Linked DNA regions of Homo sapiens: region 1 is linked to region 2. A link is an interaction called in ENCODE POLR2A ChIA-PET data of the cell type or tissue named here. Cell type or tissue: Panc1. All regions are shown on one strand.

Evidence for each region. Peaks named below come from ENCODE experiments on the same cell type or tissue, not always from the same donor. Only the 100,000 strongest peaks of a DNase experiment are listed, where the experiment ranks them.
Region 1: POLR2A ChIA-PET joins it to region 2 with 12 read pairs; 3 of 35 experiments call an interaction of 5 or more read pairs at or near these places.

What each region holds. Positions count from the first base shown.
Region 1 is chr7:105,826,010-105,828,509 of GRCh38, reverse strand. The region is part of intron 2 of ATXN7L1 (ataxin 7 like 1); the gene reads left to right. Among named protein-coding and RNA genes, the nearest start is that of ATXN7L1, 49 kb to the left of the region's middle. In Panc1, no CTCF peak of the experiment used is centred here; no DNase peak of the experiment used is centred here; H3K27ac peaks cover 848 bases.
Region 2 is chr7:105,955,751-105,958,250 of GRCh38, reverse strand. No RefSeq gene overlaps it. Among named protein-coding and RNA genes, the nearest start is that of CDHR3, 6.3 kb to the left of the region's middle. RefSeq lists enhancers at 1,535-2,034, 2,035-2,500. In Panc1, no CTCF peak of the experiment used is centred here; no DNase peak of the experiment used is centred here.

The DNA.
Region 1 (2,500 bases), 130 kb after region 2:
GGTTTATCTGGGACTTTGTTGTATTTTCCTCATCCCATGGGATTAAAAGCAAGCACAGCCCCTTTCCAAGATGCTGTGTGTGCCTGGAGCCTTTCTGGTTCAAGATCTTCTATGGACAACTCCACGCCTTGGGCTTCCTCCAGGTCATTCTCCCTGTCCTTCAGGGATGGGAAGCATTGATGTCACCTGGCTGTCTTCCATATCAGCAGGACTCTGCTTGGTTCTGAATACCATGTTCCTTAACTACTTGTGCGGTAAAAATGTAATTTATGCCCTCTAAACCCCAATCCTAAACTGTGAGCCACATACAAGGAAGCAATATGGCAAGGGCAGTTAAGAACCTAGGTTTGGGGCCACACTGCCTGGGTCAATCCCTGACCCTTGGGGCAAGTTATGTAATTTTTTTTTGTGCCTTGGTTTTCTCATCTATCAAATAGGGATAAAAATTCTGATCTGTATTTCTGAAGAGTGCATTTCAAGCACTCTGAAAACAAAGTTGTTTTTTTTCCCCTAAATTTGAGGCACACTCATTTGGCATCAAAGTCTGCCCTGAACTGACATATGACTATTTATTATGCACTTTATCCAAATTAGTGTGATTATTCCTATGTTTCACTGCAGAAATATTAGTGTTTCTGATTATAGGATGCAGCCCGACTGCTGGGGTGTTATATAATGTACACCATATGACCTTACTAAAACCTGATAAATTCAATTTGGGAAAACCACTAAGCCCAAGAGCTTTGGATAAGGGATTGTGGATCTATAGTAGCTACTTCATAGGGTTGTTGAAAAAATTAAACAAGATACAGTCATCCTTAGTGTACACGGAGAATTGCTTCCAGGACCCCTGGGTATACCAAATCCATGCTTACTCACATCCCTCAGTCGGCCTTGCGGAACCCGAATATATGAAAAGTCAGCCTTCTGTGCAGGCGAGTTTCATGTCTCACAAATACTGTATTTTCAACCTCATTTGGTTGAAAAACTTTGGTATATAAGTGAACCCACGCAATTCAAACCCATGGTGTTCAAGGGTCAACTATATTTTGCATAAAGCTCTTAGAATGGTCTCTGAACTGTGAATACTCAATAAACATTTGCTATTATTCTCCTAAAGACATAAAAGAGTACTGTGTCCATGAGAATGAGTGGTTTATTTTACCACAGTAAAAATGTTTGTTCTCTTTTTAAGTGAATGGTTTAAATGTTTAATGAATGATATAAAAATGAATTTTACTGCCTGGATCTAAAGGAAGTTTGCTGTTTGTTTTGGAAAGAGGCTCCAAATCCAACAAGAGAAGTCAGTTTCAGCAAATATGGATGCCACTTTGACTGTCAGATTTTCTTCTGTATTCTTGACCCAGAGCTTGCTTATGCCAGCAAAGACAGAGTCCCCATCCTTTCCTTTTCAACCTCGCCTTCCGTTCTGCATACATTAAACACAGGTTGGAGTGGAATCCAAGGTGGCCTTACTCTGAGATGTTGTGCTTCCTGGACACCTGTAGTTCAGGTGGTCCCTGCTGTCTTGTGTCTTTTTCATACCTTTGTCCTCGATGGCAAACCGTATCAGCTCTTCCTTCTATATCCCAAAGGTAAAATATTTGTAAGTCTCTTGTAAAATATTACAGCTACTATCTTTCTCATCATTTTTCATCCCCAGTCTCAAGCTTTTGCCAAAATCATCTACCATTCAGACTTCTCTGTTCACCTGTATAAAAACCATGGGAAGGTCCTATTTCTCCACTGTCCAGCCTCCTTCTCATTTAGACCTGGTCTGGGTCTAACCCTCCTTGTCTATTTGATTATTATTGCTTTGTTTTTTTCTTGGTGGCCATGTTGTTTTATCTTCTTTGACGATCCTGTGTTTTCTTCCATATTGCATTCTTCTGCAAAATAGTCACAATTTACATTCCTCTGTGTCTGGCAAATCACAAGACTCCCTTATTGCACATTTTTCCAAATGTCTCCATTTTTTAGGTATATGTCTATGTAATAAAATGCTATTTTCTTAGCACAGTGCTAAATAATATTACAGTCCAGTAATTCAAGTTTGGATGATACCACCAACATTGGCAGAGAACCCAAATTTGCACATTAGAACCATGCAGTCATAGAATTGGACAGTTGGGAAGGACTCCAACTCCTTGTTTTATAGATGAAGCAACTGAGACCTGAGATCAAAGTGTCTTGCTCAACCAAACACAGTTGGCTGGTGACAGACATTGAGCCAGAACCCAGTTCTCCAGGCTAGTGTTCTTATTAAACTTTTTATGTGCTTTTTTCCCCCAAAGTAATATATGTACAGTTTAAAAGCCAAGTTGTACTAAAAACTTAATTCAATAGCAGTCCCTTGCCCTGTCTCTACCCACTGCTAGTCCTGTCTCCCTAGAGGCAACCACTTTTCACTCTTTTAGCTGTTTCTTCTAGTATTTACTCCATATCTCTATAAAGGGTATATATATGAGTACTTCTTCATTTATTGGTTTTAGGTATTTAG
Region 2 (2,500 bases):
CATCCCTCCCCGTGTCTTCTTTGTGGGCCACTGTCCTAGCACACGCACTGCTTTAGCACCACATCTCATGGATCTTTTATACATCTGTCTCCATGCAGCCTTGGCAAGTTTTCCAGGACAGAGAAGCTCTTATGCTTCTTTGCACTCCAATTGCTTCACATTTAACACTGTGCCAGATGCATAGTAAGTGCTCAAAAAACATGGAATTACTGATCTTACTTTATACTTCCTTGCCTCGTGCCATGCTCTCCTCTCACACCCACCCCAAACATCGACCCAGTGAGAGCCCCCCCCGCCCCCGCCAGCTCTTGCAGGGATAGAAATAAAGAAGTGCCACAGCCCTTCTCACTTCTAGAACCCCGGAGCTGCATCCCCTGACTGGCCTTGAGGACCATGGGAGGGGCTCCTCTGAAGCCAAGGCTCTCAGGACCCACTGGTAGGGTCCTTTTCCTGGCTTCACAGGTGGAAGAGTGACTGAGAAGACGTCCTTGGGGCTCAGCCCCACCTGACTCCAGGGCACCTGCTGTGACTGTGGGCTAGGCTGCCTGCTCTCTGGGCTCACGTCCCCAGATAATTCTTTTTTTTTTCTTTAAACAGTTTGTGATATAATTCACATACCTTACAATGCACCCAGTTAAAGTGTACAATTCAGTGATTTTTAGTATATTCATAGAGTTGTGCAACCATCACCATAATCAATTTTATAACATTTTCATCCCCCCCAAAGAAAAACCTCTTCAATCCTTAGCAGTTACTCTCAATTTTCCTCTAACTCTCGCCCCCAACCCTAGCAACCACTAATCTACTTTCTATCTCTATAGATTTCCTTATTCTGGGCATTTCATATGAATAGAATCATACAATATGTGGCCTTTTTAAAATTTTTTTTTTTTTTTTGAGATGGAGTCTCACTCCATCACCCAGGCTGGAGTGCAGTGGCGTGATCTCAGCTCATTGCAACCTCTGCCTCCCAGGTTCAAGTGATTTTCCTGCCTCAGCCTACCAAATAGGTGGGATTACAGGCGCGTGCGACCATGCCAGGCTAATTTTTGTATTATCAGTAGAGGCAGGGTTTTGCCATGTTGGCCAGGCTGGTCTCGAACTCCTGACCTCAGGTGATCCGCCTGCCTTGGCCTCCCAAAGTGCTGGGATTAGAGGCAGGAGCCAGTGCACCCAGCAATATGTGGCCTTTTGTACTGGCTTCTTTTACTTGCATAATGTTCTTTGGGTTCGTGTATTTTGTTGTATGGCTCAATACTTCATTCCTTTTTATTGCTGAATAATATTGGGTTGGTGCAAAAGTCATTGCGGTTTTTGCCATTACTTTTAATTACTTTTGCACCAACCCAATATTATTCCGTTGTATGGATAGACCACAATTTAATTTTCTTATTAATCAGTTGATGGACATGTGGGTTATTTCAACATTTTGGCTATTAAAATAATGCTGCTATGAACATTTGTGTACAAGTTTTTGCACGACATAGGTTTTTATTTCTCTTAGGGAAATACCTAGAAGTGTAATTACCAGGTCATATGGTGATTCTACCAGGTCATTCTTGTGGGCAATTGTCTAACTGCTTTGAAGCCAGCTCCTTCTCCAGCATCCTTCATTGGCTTCCTGGAGCCCCCTACCCCAAGCTATGGGTCTCCTCCTACTTACCCTCTCTGCCACTTTGTTCAAACATCTTCATGCCAGCTGATTCCTTCTTCCCCCTTCTCCCTTTAGGTGGCATTTATTTATTCACTCAAGAAATATTGAATACCTACTGTGTGTCAAGCCCTGTTGTGCATGCTAAGGTTATCGCAGAGAACTGTTTTGTTCTCTGAAGAAAATGCCTGGCCACAAGCAACAGATTCTGTAGAAGCACCCCTCCTTCCATCCATCCAGTCAGCCAGCTGTGGCTCTGGTTGAAGCTCACCGCATGGCAGCACTGAGAGGTGACAGCATGCTGGCATCCCTCGCTCGCTCGCTCTCGGCGCCTCCTCTGCCTGGACGCCCACTCTGGCGGCACTTGAGGAGCGCTTCAGCCTGCCGCTGCACTGTGGGAGCCCCTTCCTGGGCTGGCTGAGGCCAGAGCCGGCTCCCTCAGCTTGAGGGGAAGTGTGGAGGGAGAGACGCCGGCGGGAACCGGGACGGCGCGTGGCGCTTGCGGGCCAGCGCTAGTTCCAGGTGGGTGTGGGCTCGGCGGGCCCCGCACTCGGAGCAGTCCGCCGGCTCCGGGCAGTGAGCGGCTTAGCACCTGGGCCAGCGGCTGCTGTGCTCGACTTCTCGCCGGGCCTTAGCTGCCTCCCTGCGGGGCAGGGCTCAGGACCTGCAGCCTGCCATGCCTGAGCCTACCCCGCCGCCGTGGGCTCCTGCGCAGCCTGAGCCTCCCCGACCAGCGCCACCCCCTGCTCCACGGCGCCCAGTCCCATCGACCACCCAACGGCTGAAGCGTGCGGGCGCACAGCGCGGGACTGGCAGGCAGCTCCACCTGCGGCCGGGTGCTGGATCCAC